Linked DNA regions of Homo sapiens: region 2 is linked to region 1. Evidence: read pairs that join two places in POLR2A ChIA-PET (ENCODE). Cell type or tissue: PC-9. All regions are shown on one strand.

Region 1 (8,000 bases):
AAACCGTCCTTTCTGTCGAGGTCCCAGGGAGGAAGTGCCTCTTCTGGCCCCTTCTCCTTGGAGAGGCCAAGACGTTCCTCTAAAGGAGGCCCGATGCCTGTGTCACCACTGCCAGTGCACGCTGAACCCATAGCAGCTTCTGGATACTTCAGGAGAATGGCCTGCTGTGTGAACCAGTGCTTGATTTTGTACCCACTGTGTCTGCCCCAAGACAAGCTGCTGGAGGCTCCAGCCAGTGGCAGCCCCAGTGGCAGGAAGGCACGTGGAGCTGACTGCCTGGAGCTGGGCCGTGCGGGGCCCTGGACTATCTGAATCTCATGTCACATTTTCACAGCCTTCAATTCCTTGTTCTTCCCCACTGGTTCTGGCCAGGTGGCCCCGGGATCTCTGGGGAGCCACCTGCAGGGTTAGAGACCGGGTACTGAAGACACAGTGATGTTATCACCTGGACCTCTCCTCTCGGACCCCTGGGGGCCGACTCTGTGTCTTCATCAGCTGGGTTCTCAGCACCTAAGGTGATGTCTGGACCACACGTGTCTCCTGATAGTGCTTGTCAGAGTCATGGAATAAAAGCAGGGTGCTTTGTTTAACCAGAGGACATCCACGCATCCTCATAGGAGATGTGGAGCGGGGTATTCCCTGCAATTCCGATGGGAGAGGCCGCGGTGGCCATCACGGAGGATGCTGCGCTGGGCCTCCTTCCAGAGGCGGGAGGGCTGTGCACGGCCTCCTTCCAGAGGCGGGAGGCCCGGAAGCAGAGCTTCCCCTTGGATGACGCGTCACAGCAGGAAGGAGCACAGCTGTCGCGGGGTGAGAGACGGCAGAACCAGTGTGGAGCAGCCAGCTGACACATTAAACGAGTCTTCACTGCTTATGTATATTTTGTGCACATTCTTTCCTGACACAAGAGTTTTGAGTGCAGTGTGTGTCACTTAATATTCAGCTCCTTGTTTTTTTTTTTTCTTTAATAGCTCAGCTAAAGGAATGAATAAATATTTTAGAAGATTAGAGCCCCTCCCAGGATGGCGTGGTATTTGGATAGTGAGATTTCGGGTAGAGTAAAGGATGCTGCTGAAATACATGTTGTTGTAGAATATGGAGAACTTGAATTTTGAACCATTGACACAAATTCTGAACATTTTGGATTTTTTTTTTCCTGAGAAAGTCACAAAGTAATGATTCAAAGGAGGTTTAGACGTACTGTTTGCTCTTCAAAATGGTGATTGGCTCTCTTAAAATCAGCAGGTTCCATCAAATCTGCATTTTGGATTTCCGGCTTGCTTCTCCCCACTCAAGTCTCTCTGTCTTCCCTACCTGGGTGAGTGTGGCACACCCACGCCAAGTCCATCGCAGAGTCCTGATGGATCCCTTTCCCCATCTCTCCCAGCTCTCTCTCCGCCTCCCCCGCCTTCCGCAGCCCCTCCCCGCCCTGGGCGACACTCCGCATGGTGGCTGAAGTCGGAATGGAAGGTCCTTACCATGGCCTTCGGACCTGCAGCCGTGTCTCCTCTGTCTGCCCCGTGGGAACCCCCAGGCTTGTTCCCCTCCCAGGCCTTGCCCTTGCTGTTCCCTCCACCTCGTGTGTACCTCGTTGGGATCGTTGATCCCACATGTCCTTCAGGTGTCGGCTCAAATGCCACCACCTCACAGGGCCCTCTCAGGTCACTTTGTCTAAAAGAACAGTCCCTGCCGTGTTCCGCCTGCGTGATTGTTATTCCAGCACGTGATCCCACACGGTCTTCTAATTTACGTGTCATCACCTCTTCAGCAGTGGAAGTTTGGGGTGCAGGGACTTACAACACTGTGTCCCCAAAATTGTGGCCATCACTTAATCGCTAGTTCAGGAAAACTTGAATGAATGAGCCAGTGATGGGATGTTGACCTTGAGGCTTGAATGAGTCCGTGTGGAGAGGCAGAACAGCAGAGTGGGGGTCAGTTTGCTTTTGAAAGTTGGTCCCAACCTTGATCAGGATGGTCTTTATCATCTCCCTGGCTTCTTTAAAATGGGGACAATAACAGTATCTGTGCCAGTTATTTCTCTGGTGAGAACCATGAGTACTACTTCTGTGAATGAAACCCAGAGATAAGTGCCTGACCATCGTCAGCTCCTGCTAGGAGTTACTTAGCTGTTATTGTTTCTCATTTAGAATGTAAGCAGGATGTTATGTTTAGTTCTAGCAAGATATGGCAACAATAGTTTAGAAAATGAAATACATTTTCAGTGAATTGAGGCAAATATTGTCCTAAAAAGCGCTAGAGGTGGCCGGGCTCTGCAGCTCATGCCTGTAATCCCAGCACTTTGGGAGGTTGAGGCTGCGGATCATGAGGTCAGGAGATTGACACCATCCTGGCTAACACGGTGAAACCCCATCCCTACTAAAAATACAAAAAAATTAGCCAGGCGTGGTGGCCGGCGCCTGTAGTCCCAGCTATTCGGGAGGCTGAGGCAGGAGAATTGCTTGAACCCGGGAGGCGGAGGTTGCAGTGAGCCGAGATCACGCCACTGCACTTCAGCCTGGGTGACAGAGCGAGACTCCATCTCAAAAAAAAAAAAAAGTGCAAGAGGAGTAAGTCTTTCAACCCAAGGGGCGTGTTGGCTGAAGCACCTTGGAGCAGACTTTTGCTGGGTGAAGCCACCGGCCTGTCACTTGGGTAGCTGCTGGCAGGGTCAGCCTGACTCGCACAGAACATCACCGAGTGTTATGGGCGCTGGGGGAGCCCCAGCCTCACTCTCTCCCCATCTCACTGGCCACTGACCACAGATTGGTCACTTCCGAAATGCTGCCTTAAACTTGGCATCAAAGGATCCTTTTTCTGCACAGAGAATGAGCGGTGCTTTCAGGTCTGGTTTGGTGAGAGGAGGAGAGGGTGTGGTCCACTGTGGTCAGCGCCCTCCGTTCTCCACCTCGCTCCAGGGAGGGATCTCTGCTTTGATGCTCCCAGCCGCGCAGTTAATGTGCCTGCCTAGACTTTCCGCAAATGGCCACTTTGAGTTTATTGTTCTAAATTAGTGACTCATTTTTCGTGAGCTACTTATTAACATGCACCTATTTTCCAGCTTCCTGCCACCTAACCACAAGCACCTTTAGCGAGTTTGTGATGTTCAGCAGTGTGGAAAATATTCTGGGAGAATGGTTCGTCTGTATAGTGGTTTTCGTTGCTGAGTCACGTTTGGTGAGCAGCTTGTTCGGCTCAGATGCCCTGGCGTGGAGGGCACGGGCCCCGGCTGCGGCACTGAAGCAAAGGTGAAGCGGGAGGAGCAAAGGGAGTCTCTCGCCCCGCACGTACTGTGTGCCTCGTTCTTTATCTGTGTTCGTTTATTCACTCCTCATGTCAGCCTCGTCTCCACTCGACAGGGGGGATATTCCACCCCAAACCCTGCAGGACTGCCTCCCACACGGGTTCTACGTCCAGGTGGAGGGTAGATGCGGGTAGGAATTGTATAATATTTGTTAGAATTCTCGGGAGTGAAAAGGTGTTAGTTTAGAAAGTAGGATGCCTGCGGGGAAACAGAAGTGGTGGGTACAGCATGAAAAAGTGGGCCTTTTGGTTTGCCCGGCTGTGCGGGTGGCCCGGCAGCGAGGGAGCGCGGTTATCCACGAGCAGACCGCAGAGCTAGTCTCCAGCCATTGCCGATAGCTGCATCACCTTTCATCATTAACTGAAGGGAACCTATCCAGAAAACTATTTTACATTAGCTGTGGAGATGCTATTTGTGTGTTTTGCAGCGTTCCTATTTGACGTCTGTTGTGTGTGACTCCTCCCACTGGCTCTGGTGAAACTGCACACGGTGCATGCCAGGTGATCCTCCTCGCACGCTCCCAGCGCTGTACAGCACAGCTGTGCAGTGACGCACCCACATGTGCCCTCGCCACTGGGCAGTGGACATCCTCTCAGGAGCAGAGATGGTGCTGTTTTCAAAGGCAGGCGAGGACATTTTCTCCTGATTTGCTAAATCACTTATGAACGCTTCAGCTGGCCTGTGCCACTTGGTAGGTAGGGGTAGCTGAGAGCTGTCTCTCCGTGTTGTCTTACTTAGGGAGGAAGCAGCCTGGCCATGCCAGGCCCTGCAGAACCGTCTAGGAGAGGCCCTGAGACACTCCCTCCAGGAAACGCTGTTCTCCGGCCCTTAGAGCACAGAGCAGGGCCCTGCGGAGCAGGAAGAGCGGCTTGCTTTCACTCCTGCCGGCGCCGTGGCCATCACCTGCTCAGCCAGCGCCTGGCCGGCCCCCGCCCACACACCTGGCTCTATGCTCGGTGCCAGGACCTGTGGCAACAGGACAGCCCCATTCAGCCCCCGGGCAGCCCCTTTTCCACACTGATTCCTGACACTGCTCCTCGCGTCCTGTGGCCTGCAGCAACCCCGGTGCTTCTCCGGCTGCCACGCCTCCTGGGTGCATGGATGGTTTCTCCGACGGGGGAGGGGAAGGGGCGAGGTGCTGTGTTTCCACTGCCACATTTTCCCTGGGAAAATCCCCGAGTAACCTGCTGTTCCCTTTCCCCCGTGGCTCACTCCTGCCCGCGTTTGCCTCCCCACCGGGCTCTGCCTGCCTGCTGAGTCTGCGTGTCCAGCGGGCTCAGTTTGCACGTTTTGTCCCTATCACCCGACTAAGCCACAGGTGTTAGCAAGCCTGGCCTGGCACGTGAGAGCAGCTGGACACCCCCCTGCAGTCTCCTCTGCCCTGTGTCTGGGCAGGTGCTGGCACCAGGCAGACCCCATGGCGGGACTGGACGCAGGCAGCCAGTGTGGGTTGCCGGTTCTGCTGGGCCGGGGCCAGGCCTCTGCGTTGCTCACTCTCACGTTCCCAGACGCTCAGGGCCTGCTCGCTGAGCTGTGAACCAGACGTGTGTGTCTGCTTGAACACATAGGGGCTGGGGATGAACTGAAGACTGTTGGGATATTCGTGAAGGAACAAGTTAGGTAGATCACCCAGCAGATGCTCAGGAAAGACATATTGAATAGAAGGTGGGGGCAGGCTCGTCTTTATTCCTGGCATCTCTTGAAAAATTGTTATGAAAAGTTTCAAAGATATATGAAAGGAAAGAGACCAGTGCATAGAGCGAGTGCCCACAGCCACCTCCCGCCAGGAAATCCCTGAGGCTCTCCATCGTGACCACTTCATCTCTCCACACCTTTATTTTCTGGAGAATTTAAAACCGATCTCAGAGGCCACAGCACCATCCCTTAAATACTTGAATGTGTGTTTCTAACAGATCCAACCCCATTATCACACTCAGCAGAAGGAATCATGATTCCTACATATCATCTTATACCCAAACGATGTTTAATTTTTACTGGTTGTCTTAAAAACTGTCTTTTTACAGCCAGTTGTTCAAATCCAGACCAAAACATCGGGACTGGTGGGCATATCTGAAATTTCCCCTGCCCACTCTCCGCCTCACTGAGTCCTTTGTCCTGGGATTTTCTGTTTCAGGGCTTGACTGATCATAGCCAATCCAGTGTCCTTTAGCAGGTTCTGCCAAACCCGTACTTCCTGTAAGCCGGCAGCTACAGCTAGTTTTGATTCTTAGTGGAGAGACAACAGGAATACTTCTTAGGTTATCCTTGACATTTTAAGACTGCCTGATTACCCTGAAGGAAAAATATTGCTTAGGGAAAGAATCTTTTTCCATTTTCATTTTCTCTAATAAATGCACATAAACTATGTTGGACATGCCTGAGGAATTCACAGCACTTACTCATTAAAGTTTAATTTCTATTAATGGGCAGATGCAAGCACTGTTATGGAACTTTGGTAATTTTCAGTAACCTGCGCAGTGGGGAAAAGCAGAATCTAGTGGCCTGGGATGCTCGAGGCTATAAGCAGAGCTCCCAGGGAGGGCCGGTTGGGTGGGCACAAGTTTATGGAGCATCAAGCCTATGCCTAGTATCTGCCAGGCCCAGGGGTAGTGCCAGGGTGTGGGCCGCACAGTGGAGGGAGGATGGGCTGCTGGGGTCACTCAGCAAAGCAGGAGGCTGAGCTGGGAGGAGGCCAGCGCAGGTGCAGGTCCTGCTTGAGGTGGCAGATGGAGACCCCTCTGGGGGTTCAGGTCAGGGGAAGGACCTAGGGGGAATTTGAGTATTTGGCTGACCTTGTAGATCATTTTGTTTCCAAGCCATGACATTTCAGCCCACTGAACTTCCTTTTATAATTTAATTGAACAAGGGCATCAGAGTGCCAGTAAAATTCTACTACCTCTGGTCACACAGGTTAGAGGCCTGAGGGGATGGCATGATGGCCCCAAACCCAAATAGATACCCACTTCATTCCACATTGACTCACACGCCGTGTGGAGGGAAGGTTTGCATGTGAGTGTGCACCGCACCACGCCCTCCAGGAGGTGCAGGTCTTGGTGGGCCACATGGGCCCTCGCGCAGCGCTTTCTCACAGACACCTGCCAGTTTGGTGCAGGCCAAGAGGCTGTTTTCCTCATGGCCAATCCTCCCAGCAGAAGGAGTTTTCCGTCCCTCCTTATTCAGGCAAAAGACAAGTCCTTTTGCCCCAGACACGAGAACCAAGTGGTTTCTTTTGTCTTTGCTTTAAGGCTAAGCTCTTTCTTTAAACCATGGGAACTCTGCCGTTGCCCATGAAGTTCGGTTTGAAGGTATCGGGGCTTCTCTGGTCTGACGTCAGCCCTTGCTTAGGTGTTCACGCAGCTCAGTCCCTGGAGTCCCAGTGAGGCCCTGGGACAAACCCCAGTTGAAGCACATTCTATAAAATACCCAAGCAGGATTGCTTAAAGCTGTCAAGGTGGTCAAAAACAAGGAAGGTCTGAGATACTGTTGCAGCCAAGAGAGGCAGGACCCTGGATGGGCGCTAGGACAGAAAATGGGCACCAGGGAAAAACGGAGGAAATCTGAATCAAGTCCGGGCTTTTTCTGTCATGACACCTAAGCACAGCATCCTGATGGAAGGTGTTAGTTGTAGGGCATGGAGGGTGCAGAGTACAGGAATGGAAGATGTTAGTTGTAGGGCATGGAGGGTGCAGAGTATAGGATAAGTCTCTACTAGCTTTAATTTTTCTATAAACTCACAGCTGTTCTAAAACAACACCTTTGTTTGAAAAATATGAAAGGATGGGGAGATTGGCTGCAATGAAGACTGTGTCGTTACTGTTTCCCAGTAGCCCTAAGCTTCCGTTCCCGTGTCTGAAAAGCAGCTCTGTTAGCACAGTGGGGTGTGCACAGTGAGGTGTGACCTATACTACTCTTGAGTCACAGCGGTTTCATTGTTTTTGTCTATGTCAGCAACCCCCCACCAAACACACTTTAGAATGTTAATTTATCCAGCCGGGAGCGGTGGCTCACGCCTGTAATCCCAGCACTTTGGGAGGCCGAGGCAGGCGGATCACAAGGTCAGGAGATCGAGACCATCCTGGCTAACATGGTGAAACCCCGTCTCTACTAAAAATACAAAATACTAGCTGGGCTTGGTGGCGGGTGCCTGTAGTCTCACCTATTCGGGAGGCTGAGGCAGGAGAATGGCGTGAACCTGGGAGGCGGAGCTTGCAGTGAGCTGAGATCCAGCCACTGCAGTCCAGCCTGGGCAACAGAGCGAGACAATGTCTCAAAAAAAAAAAAAAAGGAATGTTAATTTATCCAATTCTCATTTTATGCTCATAACGAAATATTGAAGTGAGGTGCTAAGGTGAAATGTGGGACTGAGGTCTCCAAGTCTTCAGAATCAAGCGTGGAAAAGAGTTTAGGTGTAGCTTGTGTGGAGCTCTTGCTGCCTTCCTGTTCCCAAAAACCCCCTGGGCCTGACCACGCTGGTTTGTCACAGGAATGCAAAGTTAGTTTGACATGAGAAAAAAAAGTTTACTACGTTATCAGATGGAAGGGGAAATTATTTAATAAGCTGAATTGATGCAGAAAAGTTTAATACAGTTAAGCAAACATGTGATTTAAAAATATGTCTTGGCAAACTAGGAGTAGATGGGAACTTCCTTAATCTGATAGTTACCTGTTGGACACCTGCAGCAAGCAATACACTTTCCAG
Region 2 (8,000 bases), 140 kb before region 1:
TGGCTGGCACCGTGCCATGTAAGTCAAGTGGCAGAAAGTGGGCCCCCAGCAGGTCAGCAGAGCGTGGCCAAGGGCCCCTGAGCCTCAGTCCTCCCTGTGGCCTGGGGCTAATCCCAGCTGGCTATTGAGGACTTACCCACCCCCAGGACTCATGTCCGAGCCCCGTAAGCTCAGGGGTTAGAGTGTTCTAAGGAGGCTGACCCCCATTCCACCTCTGGGGGCTGTGGACAAGGAGGGGAAGATGGCCTGTGGGTCCACACAAGCGGGGTGTATCTTAATTAGTGATGCCAACTGTGCCTCCTTGCTTGCAGGATGTGGGTGGCCCTCTGACCTTTTGGACCTTTAAAGTGAGCCATAAAGAAAACCATTGGGAGGTTCTGGCATATTAAAACCCCCTCTACTATAAAATTTACATCAGATTTTGCACTGAAAAAATCCTCATAGGTGGTCACAGTCCCCATTCTTTGGAGAACACTTGTTTGCCAGCTCAAGGGCTCTGTGTTGGAATCCGCCCCTTGGCTCTCCAGGTCAGAAGGATGCATCAAAGGAGATGTCACTGGGGTGCCTGTGTCTTCTCGCCTTTCGAGTGCCTGCCCTGAAGCAGCTTGCTTTCCTTTGCCCCTGAGTGTGCAGCACAGCCCAGCGTAGCTCGGTTGCTGGCTGGGGCAGCAGCTGACCTGCAGAGCCGTTACGTGCATGCCCGCTGCCATCCGAGGGTAGCAGCCGGGCTGGGCCATCCCACCCCTGCCCGGCATGGTGGCCCGGGCAGGATGGGGCCTGGTGTGGGAGCATCCAACTCACCTCCCAAGCTGGTGGGGATGTTGACCTTTTGGGCTTCGGAGTTCACAACCAACCATGTGCAGTGCTTCCCGCGGTCCCTCCCTGAAGAAGAGTGTCTTTCCATGTCAGCGTGCCAGCTTCAGCACACGCGGGCTGCGTTCTGACGAAGTTCTGTTTTCAGAATTCTTCTGGTTAAGCGGAGGCCAGAGCTGAGGCACGTGGGAGCTGCGGAGGGCCTCTTCTCTTGTTTCACGTATCCTTCTCCTGGTTCCTCGGTGCTCTCGTGGGTGTGGGGTGAAGGGTCTGATTGGTGGATGTGCTCTCTCCTGCTCGTCACACTGCCAATGTGCCTGCAGTGGACAAGAGTGATTTGCAGTGATGTCCTGTGTTCCATGGCTCTGGGGTGTTGAGTGAGCATCGGTTGAGATCCCAGCTTCACTGTCATGACCCCATCACCTCAGTGAGTCCTTTGTCATCTGCTGAGTGAGTGTCTCTCCCGCAGAGACTCAGCTTTCCTCTTCCTCCTCCCCCGCTGGCTCTGAGGACACACAGCCCTCTCTGCTGGCAGGTCTTGGGAGGAATGAGGAGTAGGGTATGTCCCCTGCCCGGGGCCTGCTGCTGACCGGGCCTTGGATGCACCTGCAGGACTTTCTGAAGCTCCTGCACCTGCTCAGGGTGTCTCTGCAGCAGGTCGTGGTGTGGTGGACGTCTCCCCGAAGGACCTTAGTACAGTTTGAGAACAAGCTCTCGTCTGCCTTTGTCCTTGCAGGGACTGTGTCATAGTTTACAGAGATTAGACTCTTGAAAGCTCAGAAGCACCGTGATGCTTCCCACGGACACTGTCAGCCCCCAGGGCATGCTGCGCTTGTTAGGGACCTGAAGGGCCAGCGTCCCTACCCGGTATGCAGAGCCCGGCTCGTGATGGTGGCTCAGCTGCTATGGCATGTCCAGATTGCGCCTTGGCCACAGTGTGATTCGTATCGAGGCCGAGCCGAGGCCCCTGGCCCTGAGGATGACTCGAGCGGTCTGATGGACACTGTGCCACGGCTTTGCCGTCTGTCATGCTTCCCAGTGTGCTGGGAGAGGGAGCTGCCCTGAGACTGTGGCTGTGCGTAAATCCAGGCTGCCCCGCTTTCCCTCCCCTTGGTTCTTTCTGTCCCGTCTTCACTGCTTCTGATTTGCATGAGCAGGGACCCTGAAGGACTGTGTGCATTTTGCCCACTGCCTTGGTCAGAGGGCTACCGGGTGTGGCTGCAGTGTCTCAAGGGAGGCTGCGTGGCTGGGTGCTCAGGTCCAGGCTCGGGGCTCCAGGCATGTGGCGGCTCCTGGTAGCAAAGTGAGGGGTAGTGCCGCTCTGGAGGGCAGTGAAGGACAGGGAGATGGGAGAGGTCAGGGCTGGGGCTGCGGCCGCATGGTGCCCCTGTGGGCACAGCTCCTCCACAGGTGGAGGGTGGGAAAGGCACTCTAAGGGGATTTTTGGGGGTGGCTTCCAATATATATATATATCTTTTGAGACAGAGTCCTGCTTTGTTGCCCAGGCTGGAGTGTACTGGTACAATCACCACTCACTACAGTACAATCACCACTCACTGCAACCTTGATCTCCCAGCTTAAGCAGTTCTCTTGCCTCAGCTGCCTGATTAGCTGGAACCAAAGACGCATGCCACCATGGCTGGCTAATTTTTTGTATATTTTGTAGAGATGAGGTTTCGCCATGTTGTCCATGGCTGGTCTCAAACTCCTGGGCTCAAACAGTCTGCCCACCTCGGCTTACCAAAGTGCTGGGATTACAAGCGTGAGGTACTGTACCTGGCTGGCTTCGAGGGAGGTATTGAGCAGGGAGGTATTTCTGGTAGCTCCCCATCAGATAGGATCTCGCTAGGTACTGTGGCCTCAGGGAATTGTTTGGCTTGTTTTCCTAGAAAGTGCCGGAGGAGGAAGTATTCAGGCACTGTTTGATCCAGCTCCTCCACAGTGTCATCTGGGGCTTGTTTCTTTGCCCTACCTGGGGAGAGTCAGCTTCATGGGATACACAGGCCCTGCCCGCTGCTCCCAGGGTTATATACACTGGCTGGTTCACACCCATCAGGAAGGACAGCATCTTTGTCTTAGCAAGTCTTGGATTCACTCTCCTTCGGTCTGGCTCCAGCCACGTATTGAACTCTGAACCAGTCACTGTGACCGGGGTGCAGAGCGCACCGAGTGGCTCAGCCTGGGTGCTGGACATGCCTCTTCCAGAAGCCGGCTGGGGAACTGGCCTCCCTGGTATGGAATTCACTGATGTCAGGAAGGAAGGGGGAAGGGGACAGATGCTGAGGAGGAAAGCCGCCAGTAGCGTCCTCAGTGAATTTAGCTCCTCGTGCCTCATGAATCCCAGCAGCAGTTCCAGAATAGTCTTGGTGTGGGCTCAGTGTGCATGGGTGCCACACTGAACGCTCTGCGGACCTCGCCTCAGAATCCCTTAGCGGGCCTCTAGGAGGGCAGGGTGGGCCCCATCCTGTGTCCGGAGTTGGTTCCTTCCAGTGGGTTCTTGGTCCCACTGACTTCAAGAATGAAGCTGCAGACCTTTGCGGTGAGTGTTATAGCTCTTAAAGATGGTGTGTCCGGAGTTTGTTCCTTCAGATGTGTCCGGGGTTTCTTCTGTCCAGCAGGTTCGTGGTCTTGCTGACTTCAAGAATGAAGCTGCGGACCTTCGCGGCAAGTGTTACAACTCTTAAAGGTAGTGCGGACCCAAAGAGTGAACAGCAGCAAGATTTATTGTGGAGATCGAAAGAACAAAGCTTCCACAGCATGGAAGGGGACCCAAATGGGTTGCCGCTGCTGGCTGGGGTGGCCAGCTATTATTCCGTTATTTGTCCCCACCCACGTCCTACTGATTGGTCCATTTTACAGAGTGCTGATTGGTGCATTTACAATCCTTTAGCTAGACACAGAGTGCTGATTGGTGCATTTTTACAGAGTGCTGATTGGTGCATTTACAATCCTCTAGCTAGACAGAAAAATTCTCCAAGTCCCCACCCGACCCAGAAGTCCAGCTGGCTTCACCTCTCAATCCCAGAGGCAGAATGCGGGCTCCCAGGGCCTGTGGGAGAAGCCCTCGGCAGGGTTCTCTGGCAGTGGAGACTAACACACAGTGGCCTCCCTGTGTCTCTGCTGCTTCCTGGGAAAACCCGGGGCCCTGGAAGTCAGAGCCCAAGTGTGCCAAAATGGCCAGTGGGAAAGGTGGATAGAAGTAATGGCAGCTCAGCAGGGAGATCCCTCCACACACTCCCTCCGCTGATGACTGGCTGGATGCAGAGAAGCCTGGGGCCCTTAGAGTGGGGAGTGGGGGCCAGGAAGGGAGGAGCCTGTGTGGCAGAGTCCCTGCGGCTGCAGCCCAGTGACCCCAAGGGGCGGGGTGGGGGCTCCAACCCACAGGATGGTGGAGGACGGATCAGGGCCATGGCTGCCAAAGGGGGGCCCAGAGGGTGGTCCTTCCAGCCGTGCGGTCCAGCTGCCCTCTGGGGCCAGGCACCCAGGTCACCCAGAGGACCAAGGCTCTGCTGGTCATCTGAGGATGCTCCAGAGAAGGGTTGAGCCATGTTGGCTCATCTGTCCCATGCAGAGGTGGGCAGGTGCCTGAGAAGGCCGATGCAAACGTGGCCCGGGCCCAGATAGTCCTGGAAGCCGCACTGACCGCATCTGCCTCCCTGCGGGCAAGTGGTGTGTTAGAAGGAATGTGCTTTGGGATTAGGTGGATGAGCTTCAAAGTCCAGGCTTGCGGCCCTCCAGCGAGCGGAGAGCCACAGTGGTCAGTTTGCCACCTCCCTCATCCGGGTCCACCCATCTGCAAAGCAGACTTCAGGGTTTCCTCCTTGAAGAACTGTTGTCAGGATAAGTAACACAGGAGGTCAATGGCCCAGCCTTTCCCCAACCCCAGGTGCTATGAGGTGAATGAACTCGCTGCCTCCCTCGGCTTCAGGGAGGACCTGCCCAGCCGCGTCCTGCCATGTTTCTGCAGTGGGTGTCTTCTGTGTGCTGGGCCCCATGTTATGACGTGTGGTCCGTTAGTCCCTGCACACCTGTGGCGTGGATACCCGTCCTCCCGTCTGATACCTGTGGCCACTGCGGCCCCAAGCGAGAGCGGTGGGGTGGGGGTGTGGATCTGAGCTGGCTGCTGCTCCTGAGCCCACGCCTTCCACTCCCCTTAGTGCCCATTGCAATGCGTGGTGGAACCATGAGCCCCAGGCAGGAGGCGCGGCTCCTCCAGGGGCGCACTCTTGTTGGAAAGTAGAGTGAGGAGGAGCTCGGCTTTTTAGGCTTTTTAGGGCCCAGGTGCATCTTGGTGGAGCCACGTTCCAGCTGCTCTGGTGCCATTGACCCAACCGCTCTAAGCCTCGGTTTTCTTCTCCACACGATCAGAATTGCAGTATCCCTGCCCTGGCTGAATTGTTTTGGGTATAAAGCGTATTGTCCCTGTCAGCTGGGGCACAAGGCTGGCACAGATGCTGCCTGAAGACAGGCTGGAGCTTTCTCTGGTCACAGAGTGCTGTGCCTCGTCCTGTCTCTAGGCTGGAGGGAGAGGCAGAGAACCTCAAACCTGCACACCTCTAAGAGGAGGTTTCTTCCAGGCGAAGGTGGGGGGTTTTGTAAAGTAAGGGGTGGGAGGCTCTCCTGGGCATTGCGTTGGTGGCGGCCGGCCCTGTGGTCCTGGCCAGGCACGCAGCGGCGGGACTGAGGCTGGAAGTGGCCTCCTGGCCTGGGTGCACCGGGGGATCTTCTGGCCACTCTCCAGCCCCTGCTGCAGCCATTCTGGTGCTTGTGGGCCCGCGGCTGCTTCAGTGGGTGACCCCATCCAGGCCACTTGTGAGCAGTCCCCTCTTCTCTGTCTTTAGCTCCCACTGAAGTTCTAGGACTGCAGCCCTAGTGAGTGTTCTTCCTCCTCAACACACATGTACGTGCGTGTGCACGTGCCACACACAGCAAGCATTCCCACCCACACACTCGTGCTCCCCGGACACGCACACACCCTCATACAGATAGACGCACGGACAGACATCTGCACACACGTGCTCACGCACTGGAGTCGTGTGCAGTCTGGCTCCTCTGGCGTGATTCCTGGTGAACCCAGAACAGCCACTCACCTCTGATCGCTGCCACCTAATGAGGAAGGGTGGAGTTTCTCTAAAATGGGTACATCTGATGGTGGTGAGGGTGGCGAAATCCTCTCTCATGCACAGTTCTCACCCAGCTTCTCTTCTCTCCAGGGAGACCACTGTGTTTTCACTGTTAGAACTGGGCTGTCTCTGGACAAGGGCCAGCCTTGTTACGAGCAGAAGTTCTCGGTACTGTGTCTGGGATGTGGCTCTTGCTCCTCTAGGTCGTGACTACGTTGTTTATGAAAGTCAAGCTCTTACACCTAAAGCCGGTGCTCATGGGATTTCCTTACAGTGCATTACATTGTTAAATTTCAGGCCCAGACGTGGTCTGGCGGCTTGTCTGGAACACACAGTGGTGCTCCAAGCATGCCTCTGCATGGACGCCTTACCCACCAACATCCGTGGGCTCCAGAGGCCTCGCACCCTCCCCTGGCCGGCCACCCCGGGATGCCCCCAGGACCTGCACCCTCAGCTGACGCTCCTCTTGGGAAGGTGGTTTTGAACCTCTGTCATGTGGTTCCTCCCGTGGTTGGGACACACTCATCTGCCTCTGGTGTGACCCATCTCTCTTTGGTCTTTCCTCGTCCCTCCAGTGCCACCCATTTTCGTACAGAAACTGAGGATGCCTCTAATTCCGTTTGAGCATTTGAGTCTCAGTGTCTGTGACCTTGACTCCCCCTGTGCGGCCGCCCCAGCCCCAGCAGCACAGTCAGGACTGGGACCTGACAGTGGCTCTGAACCTCCGAGACACAGGCCCCAGCCTCTCTTCCCTGTGCTCCGACTCTCAGCCTTCCTTCTCTGCCCTGGTCCTGGCATCCTGTGGCTCATCATTGTCTAGAGTAAAACGCAGGCCCCTCTGCCTTGCCTGCCGGGTCTTCCAGGGTTTGGCCCAGCCTCCCCGACCCAGATTCCTTCTCCCTCATCCTTGGGTCTGGCCACATTGTTTAGCCCTTGTTTAGGGCACACCTGAGCTTTCCTGTCCCTGGGCCTCTGTTTACCTTGCCTCCGGGGCTTGTTTGGGGCTCCCAGAGCAGAGCTGTAGGAGACTGTCTTGGACCGCTTTCCGGGGCCCAGTGGCCTCTTTTTGATTCTGTACCGGCAGGAAGGGTCATCACAGCCTCCGTGGCTTCCTCGGCACTCACCGTGGCTTGCCTGGCCTCCTGTCCCCTTTGTGAGTTGTAGTGAGTAATGGACGAGGCTGCAGTCAGGCTCCCTGTGTCCTGTTGTATCACATGGTCCTTCTGGGGCTCCTGGGGTGGCGTCTGTAGAATCAGGGACAGGCGTGTGCGTGTTCCTTATCACAGGCCGGCTTTGCCCACTGGTAGGCTGTGCTGTGCACGTGAAGCTGCAAGGGCTCCTGGCACAGGCAGGCAGGGGGCTTGAGGCTGAGACTTCAGAGGGAACAGGGGCCCCTGTGGCCACTCATTTCCATGCTCTAGCTCTGCCTTCCCGCTCTGGCCACCAACAGGGAGCCGGGTGGAGGCAGAGCTTCCCCGCTGCTGAGCTGGGCAGAGTCGTGGGCCAGGAGCCTCCTTTTCTTCAGTCCTCGGAGGTGACCCGGAGGCCCCCGGAACCTCCTGACACTGCCAGCCAGTGCTTCCTCCTGCTGAGAGCAGCCAGCCCGCTGTGTGCCCCCATGTACTGAGCTCCAAGAGTGTCGCCTCTGGCTAAGGGAAGCTGAGGGCAAGGCTTCTTCCTGAGGCTTGGAGGAGACCTTTCAGCTGAGGTGCTGGGGATGCTGGGGAGAGGGCCTCCACGCAAAGCAGTCAGGGGCTATGGGCCTCCGATTGTGCCAGTCCTGTGGAGGCGGCCGGGAAGCAAGGTGCCCTTCTCAGGAGAGAGAGCCAAGATGGAAGGGAAGGGATGGGAAGGGCTCTTCCATGGAAGCCTTGTCCCTGTCCCTGTGCACAAAATGTCCGCAGTTCTGTTCTCCTGTATCCTGGCTCGCTGGAGCCCTTGGGTGTGCACCTCCCCATCAGTTTCTGGGCCCGGTGGGGTGCAGAGAGGAGCCCTGAGCCCCTCCTCAGGTCCTGCCTGTGTCTCATCTTCCTGGTGCTTGGTCCGAGGGCTGATGTATTTGGA

What was found. Peaks named below come from ENCODE experiments on the same cell type or tissue, not always from the same donor. Only the 100,000 strongest peaks of a DNase experiment are listed, where the experiment ranks them.
Region 2: POLR2A ChIA-PET joins it to region 1 with 6 read pairs; 3 of 35 experiments call an interaction of 5 or more read pairs at or near these places.

What each region holds. Positions count from the first base shown.
Region 1 is chr2:239,242,741-239,250,740 of GRCh38, reverse strand. All of the region lies in intron 2 of HDAC4 (histone deacetylase 4), which reads left to right. Among named protein-coding and RNA genes, the nearest start is that of HDAC4-AS2, 53 kb to the right of the region's middle. RefSeq lists enhancers at 2,431-3,630, 6,173-6,870. In PC-9, no CTCF peak of the experiment used is centred here; DNase peaks (open chromatin) are centred at 3,040, 3,790 and 4,120; H3K4me3 peaks cover 2,815 bases; H3K27ac peaks cover 4,224 bases.
Region 2 is chr2:239,384,845-239,392,844 of GRCh38, reverse strand. All of the region lies in intron 1 of HDAC4 (histone deacetylase 4), which reads left to right. Among named protein-coding and RNA genes, the nearest start is that of HDAC4, 12 kb to the left of the region's middle. RefSeq lists an enhancer at 6,102-6,952. In PC-9, a CTCF peak has its summit at 2,212; no DNase peak of the experiment used is centred here.